Regions from separate parts of the Homo sapiens genome. Here regions 1, 3 and 4 are each linked to region 2. A link is a contact called in ENCODE Hi-C or POLR2A ChIA-PET data. All regions are on one chromosome and are shown on one strand. Each heading gives the region's core, a stretch centred on a gene start or an enhancer-like site at or near the end of the contact. The rest is flanking DNA. Distances are from core to core; before and after follow the strand shown. Region 1 overlaps PEAK1 (pseudopodium enriched atypical kinase 1). Region 2 overlaps TMEM266 (transmembrane protein 266). Region 3 overlaps PSTPIP1 (proline-serine-threonine phosphatase interacting protein 1). Region 4 holds the start of TSPAN3 (tetraspanin 3).

What was found. Hi-C counts contacts between places; a loop is a spot of excess contacts on that map. ChIA-PET counts read pairs that join two places held with the same protein, here RNA polymerase II (POLR2A). Pooled maps may share reads with other maps.
Region 1: a loop to region 2 is called in a pooled map, with 2.8 times the contacts of the local background. The contact joins two enhancer-like sites. A Hi-C loop is called at or near these places in 1 of 37 single-sample maps with no recorded cell type and 2 of 50 pooled maps. POLR2A ChIA-PET finds 5 or more read pairs at or near these places in 1 of 52 experiments (PC-9).
Region 3: a loop to region 2 is called in a pooled map, with 8 times the contacts of the local background. The contact joins two enhancer-like sites. A Hi-C loop is called at or near these places in 1 of 168 maps with a recorded cell type or tissue (endothelial cell of umbilical vein), 5 of 37 single-sample maps with no recorded cell type and 8 of 50 pooled maps. POLR2A ChIA-PET finds 5 or more read pairs at or near these places in 2 of 52 experiments (activated CD8-positive, alpha-beta memory T cell and activated T-cell).
Region 4: a map of gastrocnemius medialis shows a loop between it and region 2 (3-fold over the local background). The contact joins the promoter of TSPAN3 here to the enhancer-like site in region 2. A Hi-C loop is called at or near these places in 2 of 168 maps with a recorded cell type or tissue (aorta and gastrocnemius medialis), 1 of 37 single-sample maps with no recorded cell type and 4 of 50 pooled maps. POLR2A ChIA-PET finds 5 or more read pairs at or near these places in 1 of 52 experiments (A673).

The regions. Positions count from the first base shown.
Region 1 is chr15:77,177,457-77,181,614 of GRCh38, reverse strand. PEAK1 (pseudopodium enriched atypical kinase 1) reads left to right here. Exons shown (of 10, transcript NM_001385026.1): 7 at 1-2,825. Among named protein-coding and RNA genes, the nearest start is that of LINC00597, 46 kb to the left of the region's middle. RefSeq lists an enhancer at 1,621-1,760. Within about 2 kb of position 1,759, at least 4 of the 41 ENCODE cell types and tissues checked have a DNase peak (open chromatin) inside an H3K27ac peak, as active enhancers do.
Region 2 is chr15:76,188,679-76,193,189 of GRCh38, reverse strand. It overlaps TMEM266 (transmembrane protein 266), which reads right to left. Exons shown (of 11, transcript NM_152335.5): 9 at 1,033-1,222. Among named protein-coding and RNA genes, the nearest start is that of ETFA, 120 kb to the left of the region's middle. RefSeq lists an enhancer at 2,089-2,158 and a silencer at 2,940-3,093. Within about 2 kb of position 2,294, at least 5 of the 41 ENCODE cell types and tissues checked have a DNase peak (open chromatin) inside an H3K27ac peak, as active enhancers do; they include gastrocnemius medialis, where a contact is called at or near this core.
Region 3 is chr15:77,027,619-77,031,784 of GRCh38, reverse strand. It overlaps PSTPIP1 (proline-serine-threonine phosphatase interacting protein 1), which reads right to left. Exons shown (of 15, transcript NM_003978.5): 6 at 3,871-3,933; 7 at 3,133-3,231; 8 at 2,211-2,256; 9 at 1,204-1,283; 10 at 507-605. Among named protein-coding and RNA genes, the nearest start is that of PSTPIP1, 35 kb to the right of the region's middle. Within about 2 kb of position 1,469, at least 2 of the 41 ENCODE cell types and tissues checked have a DNase peak (open chromatin) inside an H3K27ac peak, as active enhancers do.
Region 4 is chr15:77,068,899-77,073,622 of GRCh38, reverse strand. TSPAN3 (tetraspanin 3) reads left to right here and starts at 2,514. Exons shown (of 7, transcript NM_005724.6): 1 at 2,514-2,731. The coding sequence starts at 2,669. RefSeq lists an enhancer at 2,148-2,207 and a silencer at 2,348-3,047.

The DNA of each region.
Region 1 (4,158 bases), core at 510-3,009, 990 kb before region 2:
AACCGAAACAGAGCTGCCTTGAGTCAGAAACCACTTAACAATAATAATGAAGATGATGAAGGAATTAGCCATGTTCCTAAGCCTTATGGCAATAATGATAGTGCAAAGAAGATGTCAGATAACAATAATGGACTAACTGAAGTGTTAAAGGAGATAGCAGGCTTGGATACTGCCCCTCAGATAAGAGGAAATGAAACAAACTCCAGAGAAACATTCTTGGGAAGAATAAATGATTGCTATAAACGATCATTGGAAAGAAAGCTTCCACCAAGTTGCATGATAGGTGGGATAAAGGAAACTCAGGGCAAGCATGTTATTCTGAGTGGGAGCACAGAAGTGATTAGTAATGAAGGGGGCCGGTTCTGTTACCCAGAGTTTTCCAGTGGCGAGGAGAGTGAAGAGGATGTACTTTTCAGTAACATGGAGGAGGAGCACGAGAGTTGGGATGAGAGTGATGAAGAGCTGTTGGCCATGGAGATTCGCATGAGAGGGCAACCTCGCTTTGCCAACTTCAGAGCAAACACATTGTCTCCTGTTCGATTCTTTGTGGACAAAAAATGGAATACCATCCCCCTGCGAAACAAGTCTCTGCAGAGAATCTGTGCTGTGGACTATGATGACAGCTATGATGAAATCCTGAATGGTTATGAGGAAAATTCTGTGGTCTCTTATGGACAAGGAAGCATTCAGAGCATGGTGTCATCTGACTCCACATCACCAGATTCTTCTTTAACAGAAGAATCACGTTCTGAGACAGCCAGTAGTTTATCCCAGAAGATTTGTAATGGGGGATTATCTCCTGGTAACCCAGGAGATTCTAAGGACATGAAGGAAATTGAGCCCAATTATGAAAGTCCCTCTAGTAATAATCAGGATAAAGATTCATCACAGGCTTCCAAAAGCTCAATAAAAGTTCCAGAGACCCACAAAGCAGTCCTTGCTCTCCGATTAGAAGAGAAAGATGGCAAGATTGCTGTACAAACTGAGAAGGAAGAAAGTAAAGCCTCTACAGATGTTGCTGGGCAAGCAGTAACCATAAACCTTGTCCCCACAGAAGAGCAAGCAAAACCTTACCGAGTTGTGAACCTGGAACAGCCATTGTGCAAGCCATATACTGTCGTGGATGTGTCAGCAGCCATGGCCAGTGAGCACCTCGAGGGCCCTGTTAACAGCCCCAAGACAAAAAGCTCATCCTCTACTCCAAACTCTCCAGTTACATCATCTTCATTGACACCAGGACAAATAAGTGCCCATTTCCAAAAATCCAGTGCAATTCGATACCAAGAAGTATGGACTTCTAGCACCAGTCCACGACAAAAGATACCTAAAGTAGAACTAATTACTAGTGGAACTGGACCAAATGTTCCTCCAAGGAAAAACTGTCACAAATCAGCACCTACATCACCCACAGCTACAAACATTTCCTCCAAAACCATCCCTGTTAAGTCACCTAATTTGTCTGAAATTAAATTTAATAGTTATAACAATGCTGGTATGCCACCTTTTCCAATTATCATTCATGACGAGCCAACTTATGCTCGGAGTTCCAAAAATGCTATCAAAGTTCCCATTGTTATCAATCCAAATGCATATGACAATCTAGCTATCTACAAAAGTTTTCTGGGAACAAGTGGAGAACTCTCAGTGAAGGAAAAAACCACAAGTGTAATAAGCCATACTTATGAAGAAATAGAAACAGAAAGCAAAGTGCCTGATAACACCACTAGCAAAACCACTGACTGTCTTCAAACTAAAGGGTTTTCAAACAGCACAGAGCATAAAAGGGGCTCAGTGGCTCAGAAGGTTCAAGAGTTTAACAACTGTCTCAACAGAGGTCAGTCTTCACCACAGAGAAGCTATAGTTCCAGCCACAGCTCCCCAGCAAAGATCCAGAGAGCCACTCAAGAGCCTGTGGCCAAAATAGAAGGCACTCAGGAGTCTCAGATGGTGGGCAGCAGCAGCACCAGAGAGAAAGCAAGCACAGTGCTTTCTCAGATTGTGGCTTCAATCCAACCCCCACAGTCTCCTCCAGAAACACCTCAATCTGGCCCTAAAGCTTGCAGTGTGGAAGAGCTTTATGCCATTCCTCCAGATGCTGATGTTGCTAAGAGCACACCTAAGAGTACGCCAGTCCGGCCCAAATCTCTCTTTACATCTCAGCCTAGTGGTGAGGCTGAAGCACCTCAGACCACAGACAGTCCTACCACCAAAGTACAGAAAGACCCATCCATAAAGCCAGTCACCCCCTCTCCCTCCAAATTAGTGACTAGCCCCCAAAGTGAGCCACCAGCTCCCTTTCCCCCGCCACGCTCTACTTCTTCTCCTTACCATGCAGGTAACCTTTTGCAGAGGCATTTCACCAACTGGACCAAGCCAACCAGCCCTACCAGGTCAACAGAAGCTGAATCAGTTTTGCACTCTGAAGGCAGCAGGCGGGCAGCTGATGCAAAACCTAAGCGCTGGATATCATTTAAAAGCTTCTTCCGCCGTCGGAAAACAGATGAGGAGGATGACAAAGAGAAAGAGCGAGAGAAAGGGAAACTGGTGGGCCTGGATGGCACAGTCATTCACATGCTGCCTCCTCCTCCAGTTCAGCGCCATCACTGGTTCACAGAGGCGAAAGGAGAGTCCAGTGAGAAACCAGCCATTGTCTTCATGTACAGGTGCGACCCTGCTCAAGGCCAGCTCAGTGTGGATCAGAGCAAGGCTAGGACAGACCAGGCAGCAGTCATGGAGAAGGGTAGAGCAGAGAATGCATTACTACAGGACTCAGAGAAGAAGAGGAGTCATTCTTCTCCATCACAGATTCCTAAAAAGATTCTCAGGTATGTAAAATAGACTGGAAGAATATGGGAATTTTTTAACACATTTTCAGGTGCTAAGTTTTTTATATCTTTTAAGATTGCATAAGAACCATTTCTGTTTGTAAGTAGCACTCTGTGGCCATCATCTATCTTTATAACTGCATTCCAAGATTAGAATAGTATTAAAGTGATCTTACTGCACTGAACAAGGTTTATAGCCCTGGATCTTTGGCTTAAGTAGCCTACTGCATTCTGGTGAATGCAGAGGAACTTTAGCATAGAAAAGCAAATCCATAACACCTTAATAGCAATAAATAATGTGTTGTTTTGGAATGTGATGGTAGTGTGAGGAAGAAACAGGATCAAATGAATAAATGGTGGTACTGTTCTTTCCCTCACTGTAAATGAAATAAAGCTCTTCCAGCAATTCTTTTTGTTTTTTATGAAGGTGTTATCTCTATATGCATTACTTATTTTAAGGGAATATTTGTTTTTTTATTGCTGTCTCTTTCTGTCCTCCTTCCAAGTGTTGTGGAAAAAAATGGAGGGTGGTAAGCAAGCAATTTATAGTTATTTAGCATGTGGGTGAAATAGGAGAAGTTGAGTATTGAGACTGAGACCCAGTAGTATAATATTCAGTTCAGCTAGACAGATTGCATACCCAAATCAGTTCTCTAGGCATTCATTTTCTTGAATACCTTAATAACTATTTATTGATCACCTATTCTGTGCAAGGTATATAATAAATATTTATCTCAAATCCTTATAAATTTGCTATATTCTTCAGATGAGGAAACTGAAAACCCGGGAAGTTAAGAATTGAACAGAGTCACAAAGCTAGTGCTTTTCAGAGCTGGAATTCAAACCTCGATCTCTCATTCTAAAGCATGTATCCTCCTTATAATTTTGCATTCTTAAACACAAGATCAATAAAAATTGTTATATTCTCACTTGTAATCATTCACATAAATACATATGTTTAGGAAGCCTAAGTTTTTCTTTCTTATTTATATTGTAAACAAAATGAATTAACTGCCAGTAAAAACAAGGAACTTTTATCCCAAGTTTGTGACTAATAGGATGATTTCCCTATGCTTCCTGTCCTTTTTATTCTTAAAGATATGCCCTGAGTACTCCATTCATCTGATTCTGAGTCCTTCTCCCTCCTTACTTAAAGTAAGAAGTAAAGAAAGAAGGGCCTGCCCTTCTTTCTTACAAACATAGCAAATTCTGATGGATGGGGCAGATTTACCCGTTTTTCTTTATAAAAGTATAATAAAAAATGAAGTGAACACTTAATGCTTTTACTTTTCCTAGCAAAATGCTAGGAAGTTTTATACACATTCTTTACTAA
Region 2 (4,511 bases), core at 1,045-3,544:
CCCTCAGAGCTTTCTCACACCCATCGGTTCCTCGTAAGTCCTGTGAGGCAGACAGAGCTGGAGTTAAGAGTCCATTTTACAGAAGGGAACACTGAAGCCTCCAGTCATGGAGCTGAGGAGTGGCAGAGGCTGGAGCTCAGGCCTCTTGCCTCCCCAGCTGCTCAGCCTGCCCGGCTGCGTCCTCACTGCCCTGCAGGGGACACGGCATGCCAAGGCAGAGTGGCTCCTGGATGAAGCTGGGGTTTTGGGTCCCACAGCCCGAGTTCCCAGCCCAGTACCACCATTTCCTGGCTTGGGTGGCCCCGTGCAATTCCCGAAACCTCTGAGCCTCGCAGCAGCCCTGTGAGGAAGCCTCAGTACTGCTCCTACTTGACAGCTGGCAAAACTAAGGCCCCAAGAGAGTCCCATCACATAACTGGCTGACAGAAGAGTTGGGATTTGAATCTCGAAATAACTCCCTTCCATACAGGACCCTACCCTGGGCTATCGCTCGTGTTCCCATCTCCACCAACATCACCGTCTCGTGAATTCTCACCGTCTGCAAGGCTCAAGCTCTGGGCTACTGTGGCCCCGGGCCTGGACTTGTTTGGGCCCCAGTAGGTGGTAGTCCAGTAGGAAGCCCCAGACCTCTGTCTGGAAGCCTGGCTCTGCCACTTATTAGCGATGCGCCTTTGGACGGCTTTCCTGGGTCTCGGTTTCTTCAGCCATACAACAGAAAAGTCACACCTCCTCCTCCGGCTACCGCGAGGACAGGGAAGACACCACACACAACGCACGCCAGTGGCCACAGGCATGAAATGGGGACGAGTCATTTCTAGTTTGGGTCGGTGGCTGGACTACATGCTCTCTCCTGGGCTCTGACAGGCAGTACCGAGGCTACTGATCTGAGCGTGTCCCCCAATCACGAGTGAAGGAGGGGCACACACCTGAAAGGAACCCCATCCACTCTGCGCACAGTCCCGGGGCGCGAGAGGGAGGCGAGGGGGATCCCCGGCCGTGACACTCTGGGGCCGGGTGGAGACCCGGGCTTACCTTGCGAGGGCTGCAGCTCCTCCACGACGCTCTCGGCCGCCGTCTCCTCGTCCCACGTGCCGGCCTCCAACACTTTGAAGCGGCTGCGCGGCTGGCTGAGCACGTGCGGGGCCTGGAGCGCCGCTTCGCGCTCGGCAGCCAGGTCCAGGTCCTGCTGCGCCAGGTGCGCGCGCAGCTGCCGGATCTCAAACTGCGGAGGGAGACGGGCAAGGCTGAATCAGCGGCGAGGGGCCGGCGGGGGCCTCCAGCCTGACCTCTGGGCGCTTTGCTCCTGCATGGGGGCGGGGTGGGGAGGACTGGGCTGAGCCTCCCGCAGCTGGATGATTCCTTAGGAATCTCCCAGCATCGCGGTTCGCAAGAGCTTCTTACGGTTGCGGAGCCTTTTCCAACCTGTGCGATCCTGCGTCTCAGGTGCCTTGCAGTCTGGCCCCCATCTCACGGATGCCCGGGAGAGGAAACACAACGTGTTTCCTTTGTGGAAAGGCCACTGGACGGGGAGTCAGGAGCCCTGGGTGCAAATTCAGTTCTAGCTCTTCGCCCAGATGTGTGACCCCAAGGGGTGCTCGACAACATGAAAGCCTCTTTCAGAACAGGAAACCTCAGGACACCCAGGGCCCCCGTCCCAGCCTGGGGGACCCCATCCTGGCGTCACTGCCCGCTGGTCTGAACACTGGCTCGTTTTCTCCACGAGGAGGCACCCAGGACCAGACCGATTCAGTCCAAGCCGTGTGGCTTCCTGGCCCTGTGGCCTTGAGCAAGTCCCGTCACCTCTCCAGCCTAAGTTTCCTTTTCTGTAAAATGGGGTTTTCACCTCTTTGAGGACTTGGGTTGCTTCCTCTTAAGGGCTTTCTCCCAGATGGCGTGGCAGCCTATTTGAATTTCCTGCATTGCACTTATCACCTTCTGATATTATTGTGTATTTAATGTTTTGTTGATTTTACTTTTACGAAGGTAAAGCACACTCACAGCTGAAAGCATTCATGAACAATAGGGTGGCCAGGCAGCAACCTGGCCTTGTAAAAGCTGCACACATTTTAATTTTGTTTTACTTTCTGTTGGGGAAAGCTTCTTGGAAAGGCTTCCAGATACCTCTTGGGTTTGTGGGTGAGATGGCTGTTCACGCGCCAAGGCCTTCATGGGACATCTGGGCCAACGAGGAGTTTAGGTCTGACACTGCAGGTCCCGGCCGCGGGCTCGCGGGAAGGAGAGCCTTCACCGCCACCTAGTGTTCCCCGCACGCCTCGCACCGCTTCTAAACGGAGCGAGTCGGGAGGGCGGACAGAGAAATACCACGCCCGGGCGCCCTGCCTAAGAGGTCACCTACTTACCAATGCCGCGCAAATGCACCTCGCCAGCCCTGACCCCTCAAACTGGGGTGTCAGACTCTCATCGCCAATGCCTCCACGACAGTATCACTTTCACAGGAGTTGCAAAATCAATCTGGTCAAAGCAGGACTCCTCACTGTCTCTCCAAACCTGTTCCTCAAGTGTTTTTATCTCATTTTAGCTGGAGCCAAAAATGCAATCACCTTCCTTGCTTCCTCCCTTTCCCCCACCCCAACATCCCATCCATCCCCCAAGTCCAGCAGCTGTCCCGCCTCCCTCCACCTCCACTGCCAGCTCTGGCCCCTACAGCCGTGGCTTCTGTGTCCCTCTGCCATCACTCCAACAGGACTCAGGGGGACTCTCCCACACCCAGGTCAGATCATGACACTCCTGTCCATAAACCTCGATGGTTCGCCACCCCACCTGGGAGACAGCCCGAGCTCCTTAGCTTTGGCTTACAAAGCACGTGCACCATCTGGCCCTGCCCACCTGACCAACTTGTCTCATCCTCTCTCCCGTGACCTGACCCCAAGACGCAATCCTTCTTCTGGTTCTGTAAAGATACCAAGCATGCGCTGGTCTCAGGGCCGCGTTCTCAGCTGCTTCCTCTGTCCCAGATCACACGGTGGCCCCCCTCAGAGGGGCCTTCCCTGACCCACCACCTAGGGCAGCCCCCCAGGCACTCAGTTGCATCAGCCTATCTGAATTCTCTGCATTGAACTTATCACCTTCTGATATTATTGTGTATTTATTTTAATATTTTGTTGATTTTACTTTTATGAACGTAAAACACATACAACTAAAAGCATTCACCAACAACAGGGTGGCCAGGCAGCAACCTGGCACTGGACAGCCTCCCAATGTCAGTGTCTATAGGTTCGGTCTCTGGGACTGCAGGTTTTCAGCTTCCTGCCTGAGGCTATAATTTTGGTTGCCTCTGTGCTGGGAGTAGGGCAGGGGAATAGGGCAGAGGGTCCCACTTTTAGGGGGAAAGATTTTCATTTAATCCTCATTTTCAGCCCTCCACCTTTCCCCAGGTCCCTGCCTAACCCAGTGCCCACATGCAGAGCCCCCTGGTTCATTTTCTCCCAAGGACAAACCCCTTGACTCTTGCAGGGTGGGGGAGCTCAGTCTCCTGGCCATGCAGGATTTGGGAGGGTGTCTTGGGATCTCAAATATTATGCATGCAGACCTTTAGCCACCCCCACCCAGTGTCAGCTTCACACTACACCCCCTTCCTCCCAGACTCTCAGGGGTTCCGAGGGGAAAAGTACCCCATTTCCCTCACTGTCCTCCTCTGTGAGCACTTTAGTGACACATGCCCCACTCTGTTCAATCAGTTGCCACTTTCTTGTCTAGTCTTCATTTCCCCGCAATTCACTAAAACCTCTTTCCTCTTTGTCCTGATGGACAAGACTTAAAGAGGCCTTCCTTCCTTCCCTCCTTCTTTCCTTCCTTCCTTCCTTCCTCCCTCCCTCCCCTCCTTCTTTCTCTGCTCCCTCTTTCTTTTTTTGAGACAAGATTGTCACGATGGACAGAGACCTACCCTTCCTTCCTCCCTTCCTCCCTTCCTTACTTCCCTCCTTCCCTTCCTCCCTCTCTCCTTTCTCTTTCTCTGTCTTTTTCTTTCTTTCTTTTCTGAGACAAGGTTTTACTCTGTCTGCCACACTAAAGTGCAGTGGCATGATCATAGCTCACTGCAGCCTTGTACTCATGGGTTCAAGTGATCCTCCCACCTCAGCCTCCTGAGTAACTGGGACGACAGGCACATGCCCGGCTAATTTTTTTATTCTTATATTTTGTAGGGACAAGATATATTTTGTAGGGTCTTGCCATGTTGCCCAGACTGGTCTCAAACTTCTGGACTCAAGCAATCCTCCACCTTCCTCAGCCTCCCAAAGTGCTAGGATTACAGGTGTGAGCCACTGTACTTGTCCAAGAGATAGTTTCTTAATTCTTATGCATTTATGATTTTGTTCTTTACTATCATTCCATTGGGGTTTGGGGAAGGAAATCAGATAAATATTTGTGATCATGCTTGATATGGTTTGGCTGTGTCCCCACCCAAATCTCATCTCGAATTGTAGTTCCCATAATCCCCATTTGTCGTGGGAGGGACCCAGTGGGAGGTGATTGAATCTTGGGGGTGGTTA
Region 3 (4,166 bases), core at 220-2,719, 840 kb before region 2:
CCATCCACAGAGCTCAGGGACCCTGGCTGGGGGCCCTCTCTGCTGGGGAGGACCCACCCAGCAGGTTGGGCTCAGTAAGGGGAACCAGGACACCCTGGAGATGTGGGGAGCAGAGGAAGGACTGCGCCTCGGCTCCTGCAAGCACCAGGCCTAGAGCAGAGCAGCCACGGTCCTCCAGCTTCTGCCAACCTCTGACAGCTGTGTCCACCTCCCCTCCCATCCCCGGCAGAGGGGGCAGGTGCTCTGTGGCTCTGAGGCATAAGGAGGAAGTCAGGGGAACCACAGAGTCATCATCTTCCAGGCAGAGAAGCCATGGCCCTGTGTGGTACTGAGCTCCTGTCTTGGGGTTCTGGGGGCAAAGGCTGAGCTGCTGAGGCCTGAGACCCCTGGGGCCAGGCTTGGATCACAGAGGACCAGGTGCTTGTTGACCGGCTCAGATGGACCTGGGTGCTTTGCTGCCTAGAGGCTGCCCTACCTTACCCCACACCAAGGCCCTCAGCCCCCACCTCATCATCCTTGACACACTGCATGGAGAGCTGGTTGCTGTGCACCCACAGGGCGTTGCGGAGAATGGTCAGCCGGTCAAACTCTTGCAGCTGAAAGGCCTGGGGGCAGTGGGAGGGAGGTGAGCAGTGAGGAGGCGGCTGCAGGGCCCGGCCAGGCTGGGCCCCATTCACAGCTCAGCCGGAGCTGACCAGGCCAGCCCTCTCTGCTGGAAGCCCAGTCCAAAGGAGAGAGTGCCCTGGGGTCCCCATCCCGACTCCGGGCCAGCCCTGAGGCTGCAGGGAGGGAGGTGGAGATGCCCAGGGGGTCCCTGCCCCAGCCTCCCTTCAGGCTGCACCACACCGAGGCAGAAGGGTAGTGAGAGGGACCTCGGACGGGAGTCCTGAGCCCTGTTCCCCAGGCCCTGTCCATCGGCAGCACCCAGAGAGGCTGTGGGTTTAGTCCAAGTCCCAGTTTTGGCTTCAACAAAGAGGGTGGAAGAATGCCTGCCTGCAACGAAGGGGCCCAGGACTCAAGGCCAGGCGACAAGCAACAGGGCCAGGGCCCAGCACAGGCCTGTGAGCAGGAGGCTGAATAAACGAGTGAGTAACAGGTACCTTCCCCAACTGCCTCACTTGGGCCCCTTTAAGCAGCTGGAGTAGGGATGGGCGTCTCACACTTCCCAGCTGGGGAAAACGAGGCTCCACGTGGGCCACTCACCTCACAGGTGGTCCGGTGCTCCTGCTCCCACTCAGCCCGGACCTTCTCCAGCTGCGCAATGCTCTGCCTGTATACCCGCTCTGAAAGCGCAGGCAGCCTCAGGGAGGGCCCTGACACGAGCTCCTCCACCCCTGTACTCCAGCAGGTCCCATCCTGGATGCCTCCTCCCACTGGGAGCCCCGCCTCCCCCATGGGACCTGCCCTAGCAGATGGCGGGGCCTCATCTGAATGCCCGTCAGGGCCACCCACGCTGGTGCTGCTGCTGCTCCCCAACTGTGCTCTGAGCTGCCTGAGGGCTGGAGTGGAGCCTCATATATGCAAGTCCAGAGTATTGGCCTCTGGGCATCTCTGGGCGCCCCACCTCACTTTCCAGAGGGGAAACTGAGGTTCAGAGAAGGCAGCTGAGAGGGCGCTGGAGGAGGGGTGGAGTCCCACAGGCTTGGGTCACAACTTCTGTGCCCAGATCTCTGGAGGTCACCTGTCCCCCAGCCGAGGGAGTAGCTGAGTCCCAGTAAAGGCAGAGCAGAAGGGAGAGGCCTTCCCAGGGGAAGGGAGGAGGGTGGGTGCTGTGTCTGGTGGGTGGGGCACCAGCAGGGACAAGAGTGTTGGTAGGATTCGGGCATCAAGTGAAGGACAGAGGCCCAGAGAAGGCTATGTGCACAAGTCCTGGGCTCTGAAGCCCGATGGCCTGGGTTCAAATGCAGCTGTAACCTGGGGCAAGTACTGGACCTTTTAGTGCCTCTGTTTCCTCATCTGTTAAGAAAGGGAACAGTAACAGCAGCCACCTCGGAGGGCAGCTGTGAGGACTGAACACATGAAGCGCCAAGAAGGGCTGGCGAATGGGGGAACACAGCGTTTACTTTGACGGCACATATCTGGAATGAGAGCGCCGCGCCCATGATTGTGCAGCCAGGGGGAGTGTGTGTGTCCCCAGGGTGAGGAGGTGTGTGTGGGGAGTACCGCCCAGGCCTCCGCCCTGGTCGGACGGGGCAGCCAGGCCCACATACCTGCCTCGGTGGCCGAGTCCTTGCACTGCCTGGCTTTGTTCTGACTCTGAGGAAACAGAGGGGAAGCAGCGCTAAGCCCCTGCCCCAGGAGCCAGGGCCCACCCCAGCAGACCTGAAGTGACTGTCAAGCTTCCCCGGCCACCCTGGGGGGAACATTCAGGAGCCAACTATGGGCAGATGCCATCATCCACAAGCAACCTCCGCCCACAGAGGACCACAGGCTAGCTCCATGGAAAGAGAACGAAGACAGGAACCGAGCCCAGGAGGATGCCTGTGAAGAGTGAGACCACAACCCACAGGAGAGGTGCAACTACTGCTGAGCCCCCTGGCTGGGACTTGGGCTCTGGCCCCTGACTGACTGCCCCCAGCTCACCCTCAGGCCACTTCCCTCTCTGGGCCTCAGCCTTCCTGTCTGTGCAATGAGTGATGTGTTTCCTGGGCTCTGGGAGCTCTGATACCCCCACTCTGGCCTAGGGGCCACAGCATCAGGAGCATGGGCTCTAGACCACCTGAGTTGGGGGTCCCTTTTCTGCTGCTTCCTGGCTCTGAGACCTTAGACAAGTCACTTACTGTGAGCCTCAGTTTCCTCTCTGTGACATGGGCCTACTGAGCCCTTCTCCAAGGTTGTGTGAGGGTTGGCGTCTGCTCTCATCACCCTGTGGGCCTCAGTGGGCCTGCACCGAGGAATGGGTCCCTGAGTGCCGCCTGACGGTGGCAAAGGGGATCCAGCTGACCTGCCTGTCCATGGCCTGAGGTTCTCTCCAGGAAACCCATTTCACAGATGGGGAGATTGGGGGTCAGAGAGGGCTAAGCAGCATCCCCAGATGCAGATCTTGCCTGGGGGTGTCTACGGCACCCCTTCCTTGCCTCCCCCACTGCCCCCAGCCCTGGGCGACCCACACGGCCCAGCAGCCCAGCGCACCTTCTCCACCTGCTTCTGGTGGCCGTTGGCGCTAATGCGCTCGAAGGCCTGCTCCGCGTCGTCCGCGTCCCGGCACTTCTGCTCGTATGTCTTCTTGGACTGGGGGTGTGGAGGGGCGTGACTTGGGGGCTGCACAGCCCTGTTCTGTGGTCCCCGGGAGTGAGGCTCCCTTAGCCCAGCCTCCCTTTTTCCCTGGCGAGGGTTGCGGGTGGAGTGGGGGCATCCTCACCAGGGACAGGGATCTGGGGGTCCGGAAGGAGATAGAGAAGGCGTGGGGGCTGCTGGTAGTCCTGCTCTCAGGCCCTCCCCACTGAGGACAGCGCGGCCTGCCCCGGGCCCCGCCTCCTGGGCTGTGCTCTTCGGCGAGGGCACGCCCCTCGCCACGCCCCTCGCCACGCCGCGCCCTCTTAGGAGCCCCTCTCCCTTCCTGTCCAGCGTCTCGCAGGATCAAGCTCAGGGGTCCCTCCTCCCTCCACCCCTGGAGTCCCCAGCTGACTTCATCTGCCCTTCATTCACGAGCCCCACAAGGGAAGGGCCCGGGACCATCCCCACGGGGCCATAGCGCCCAGCACGGGCCCAAGCGCCCCGCAGGCTGGTGCGCCCAAGGCCGAGGTCCGAGGACCAAGGCTGAGGTCAGCCTGTTCCAAATGCCCTGCCCGGGGCCACAGCCCAGGATCGCACCCTGAGACCTGCGCTGCTCCTCGAGGGAAGGCCGCGGCCCCAGGCCCTGGCGCTCACCTCCATGGCCTTCTTGTAGAGCGACAGCTTGCTCTTCTGGACCCGGTCCATGACGGCCTCATACTGCAGGGGACACGAGGTTCTGAGCCGAGGGCCGCGGCCTCGGGAGGCTCCCCTAGGCCAAGAGGACGGAGTGTCCCTGGGATGAGGCGCAGCACCTCTCCTGGCTCTGGAGAGAGGGTGACAGGCTGCCCTCCCTCCCCCAGAGCCTGCTGCTTCACAGTGACCCTCACAATGGAAGGCCACAGAGAATCACAGGGCATGGGTGTGCCGTGAGGTCCTTGCTGCAGACCTTG
Region 4 (4,724 bases), core at 1,265-3,764, 880 kb before region 2:
ACTGGTAACATTGACAAGAGCGATATCGGTGGCACTGTGGGGGTGATGCCACATGGCAGTGAGTCAAAAAGTGAGGCCAGGCACGATGGCTCACGCCTGTAATCCCAACACTTTGAGAGGCCAAGGCAGGTGGATCATGAGGTCAGGAGTTCAAGACCAGCCTGACCAACATGGTGAAACCCCGTCTCTACTAAAAATACAAAAATTAGCCAGGTGTGGTGGTGGACACCTGTAATTCCAGCTACTCAGGAGGCTGAAGCAGGAGAATCGCTTGAACCTGGGAGGCGGAGGTTGCAGTGAGCGGAGATTGCACCACTGCACTCCAGCCTGGGCGACAGAGCGAGACTACATCTCAACAACAAAAAAAAGTGAGTGGGAAGCAAAAGAGTCAAGGGCAGAAGTCCAGCCCCTTGCTACAAAGAGGGGCCCAGCTGCACCCCCACCACCTGGAGTCTGCATCCTCAGGTGATCTGTGCGCAAGGCAAAGTCTGAGAAGCACTGGATGAGATGACTCTTTTAGGAACTTTGGCTAAGAGAAGAAAGAAAAAGTAAAACATGGTGTTTAAGTGAGAGGCTTTTCTTTTTAGGATAGGAGAGGCATGACCATGCTTGTAAACTCAGAACTGTGGTTTGCAGCCCCAACAGCATATTCGAATCACCTGGTGTGTTTTTGAAAAACACCTGATTCCCTGAGGCTCGCCCCCAGAGAATCTGATGGAGTTTGTCTGTGTGGCCCAGATGATTGTAATGTGGGGGGGGGGGGGGTCTGAGACCCACTCAAGGAGAAGGCACAAGAAGGACTTGATGAGACCTTCACAGGGAAATGAGAAGGGACACGATGAGGATGAAGAAATGCAAAGGGGATGTTTTGGAAAAGGAGGAAAAGCACTCAGAGCAAAGCAGACAGAGAAATTTACAGAGGGCAGAGGCGTCAAGAAGATAGATGTTCAAAGGGAATCATGTTTGAGAGCCCATCATTTTTCTTTCTTTAACTAGGACCTCCATGGTATGGCAAGAATGGCACTTGAAACACTTAGATGGTGTTACTGGTCTGCTCAAAGGCTTCTGCCTGGCGTAGTAGGCTGTTGGTGATCCGGCCTCGCTCACCTCCAGCACACTAGGCTCTCTGTGTTCCCCTTCCTACAGCACAGTGATCATGTTCCGGTCTCTGGGCCTTTGTCCTTGCTGCTCTCATCTTTGGGCTGTTCCCCTCACCTCCCTTGGGTCCCCTCCAATGTTCTCTCCTCAGAGAGGACTCCTCTCATCACTCTATTCCTTTCCTCTGAATTGTTTCCTAACACTACCTCATGTCATATACCCACTTGCCCGTTTGTTTATGGTCTGCCTCCTCTGCCCGAACGAATGTAAGCCATGGAAGGAAGGATACGTCTTGCTCACAGTGGAATATCCACCACCGACAACAGTGAGGCCCAGAGGGGACACGCGGCAAGTTTGATGAGTGAATAAATGGCTGTTGCTGCTGCTTGGTGTAAATGCACAGGATGCTGAGATTAACAGGTACTTCTGAGAGTGCCTGGGAAAGGTGATGAGTGGGGGAGATTGCATGAGAGCGAGCTGATAAAGACCAGTAAATGGAAATCCTTACGGGCGCGGTCAAGGAGGGAGTGCAGGATTATAATGGCAGGAAAGACAGCAAACAGAGGCAGTTTATTGTGTGACTGATGATGTGTTTTTTGCACTAGACCACTTACTATGTGTGGCTCTGGGCGAACTTCTTAACCTTTCTAAGCCTCAATTACCCGATCAGTAAAATGAGGCTGATAACCATAGTGCCTTCCATCCAGGGTTGTGGTGGGGGTTAAATGAACTAATGGAGCCTGGCACCGGGTGAGCACCCAATAATTAATTGCTATGACGGATTCAAGATTGGGGGAAGAATGTGAAATGTTGCAATGCAAAGAGATGTTTCTGTAATCGTTGCGAATCTTGGTCCAAAACTTACTACCCTGGAATAGAACTTGTTCCCAACCACTCACCCACACAAACATGTCTCTGCCTTGCTAACGCCATCACCAGCCTTTTCTCCTCTCTGACTCTTCTGAGGTCTAGCCCAGCGCCTGGTACAATAAGTTTCTCCATAAGTATTTGTTGTTTTTCTTTGCACTTCTCACCAACAGTGCTGCCAAGATTTTAACCTGGTCAGGAGAATCTGGTCAGGCAGAGATTAGTGTCTCCAACCTTCCTAGGGGAGAATGGGCTAGGTAGAAAGATAGCACTCAGAGGGCTCTGAATCATCTATAAGGGTGGCATAGTCATAGGAGGAGAGTGGGTTTGGTCCACCAGAACCTCCCTAGGGAGCCATCTGCGTCCAAGGGCGGCCAGAGGCCAAGAAAAGGCGCTGAGGCCTTGGCTCCTTTAAGAGGCGTGGCCTCACTGCAGCCTCCGCAGAGGCGATTGGCTGAAGCTACCGGCCGCGTGGGGCGGGACTCGGTTGCCAGGGAGCGGCGCGGGAGCCCTGAGGGGACTGCGGCGGCTGCGCGGAGGAGCGAGGCACTTGCTGGGGTCGGGGCTGCGCGACGGCGCAGGGGCTGCGGGGAGCGCCGCGCAGGCCGTGCAGTTCCTAGCGAGGAGGCGCCGCCGCCATTGCCGCTCTCTCGGTGAGCGCAGCCCCGCTCTCCGGGCCGGGCCTTCGCGGGCCACCGGCGCCATGGGCCAGTGCGGCATCACCTCCTCCAAGACCGTGCTGGTCTTTCTCAACCTCATCTTCTGGGTGAGCGGGGCCGGGCAGAGCGAGGGGCCGGCGGCGGGGCCGGGCGAGGCCGCGGCGGAGGCGCCCGTGGGGGCCGGGCTTGGGCCTGGGCGGGCGCGCGGGGGCCGCGCGCGGGCCCTCAGGCGGCTGAGGCGAGGGGAGGGCCGGGTGTGAGGCCGCTTCGCGAGGTCCCTGCCGGACCAAGCCGGGAGCCTGGGCGCGGAGGACAGCGAGGGGAGGCCTTCAGGGACTCCACGGCCTCCAGCCGGCGCCTCCGCGCTCGGCCCACGCGGGCTGGCTCCGTGCCAGGCGCCCCAGTCTCCCCCCCCCGGAGTCGCCGGCTGGACGGAGAGCGCTTATTGCAGACTGTAGCAGGACGTCGGGCTCGAAATAGGATCTTCGCCAGAGGCTCAGGTTCCGCGCTCTTTGTCGGGGCCTCGCAGACGAGTGGCCGTCCCGAGGCGGGCAGATCCGCGGGGACGCTGCGGAGCCGGGGCGGGGGTTCCACTTAACGCCCTTTGTGTGTGGAGAACCGGCTGACTGTCACCAGCCCAGAAAATGAAGGGTTTCAACTCGAGGAGCCAAATAATCCATTGACCAAGAACATCGGTCTATTTGTTTTGGTCATGGGGGTGACCAAACTGTGAGATTATAACTCTTGGTTAAATATATGATGGAGATGTCACAAGATTTTGAAAGTGATGAGTTCACTTTCAATAAAAGGTGGCTTATGAATTTTTAAGGGGTACACCCTCTTTGAAAGGAATGTTTATGTCATCTTAGTTTGGGTCCTTATCTCATCAGGGACTTTTATAGTAACCTAAGTTGTTCCTATCCGTCTCTCCACCCTCCAGCCCATCTGGACTTTGCACCCGGATAAATCTTTTAAAACGTTTCCTCTATCACATCACTTGATCTGAAAATAAGGAAAACAGAAGCTTCAGCGGTAGAATAAGGTTCAACTCCTTCCCCTGGTCTTGGAGCAGAAGTCCTCAGTCTGGTCCCAAATCACCTTGCCTCTCTGAACTTGTCATTTCCTTAAACACTTGAGTGCCCTGGACAGATTGCTCTGTCCACAGTCGCCAGAGCACTCCTTGAACATTCCGGTTAACCATACTGTGCCTCTTCCTCCTCCCCATTCAGCTCCTCCCTCCCACGCATACGCACACCTGTTCTGGAAAGAATCCTTTCCTCCTCCCCCGACCCCCCAACAAGGGATAAAACTTCATATCCTGACAGCTGTCTCATAAAAGGATGGTTATATGTTAAAAAGCACTTGCTACACACTTGTATTGCCAGAGTCCTTCGGGGCGTTTGTGTGTGAAGAGTCCTAACTGGGAGGTAGTAGCTGTTGGCAAACACCCAGGCGACATTGGCATTTCCGTGATTTCTTCTTTTCCAATTAGAGCAGTGTTTCTTATACTTTAATTTGAGTTACAGGCTTATTTATTTATTTTATTTTATTTTTTCAGTTTCTTGAGTTTATTGTGAAGAATGAAATGCACATATAGAACCAGTTCCATTAGCAAAAGTCGTATCAGTCTTCTCTTTGTAGATGTGGCATGATTTGTGAATCTGACCATTATAAGGGCATCTTTTGCTAATTTAATACGTATCTATATACCTACTGCTACTTATGCATCCATAACATTTTTTATTCCATAAAGAGAAATGTATTCTACAATGATTAAGTCATTAATTCTCATAGCATCTCGTTATAAACCAGGAGTCAGCAATCTCTGGCCCAAGAGCACAAAACGGTTAGCTACCTGTTTTTCTACAACCTGAGAGCCCAGAATAATATTTACATTTCTAAATGACTGGAAAACAAATGAAAAGAAGAATACTATTTCTTGGCATGTAGAAATTATATGACGTTCTCCTACCATTCGACCCAGCAATCCCACTACTGGGTACATACCCAAAGGAATATAAATCATTCTGTTATAAAGACACTTGCACGCATATATTCACTGCAGCACCGTTCACAATAGCAAAAACATGGAACCAACCC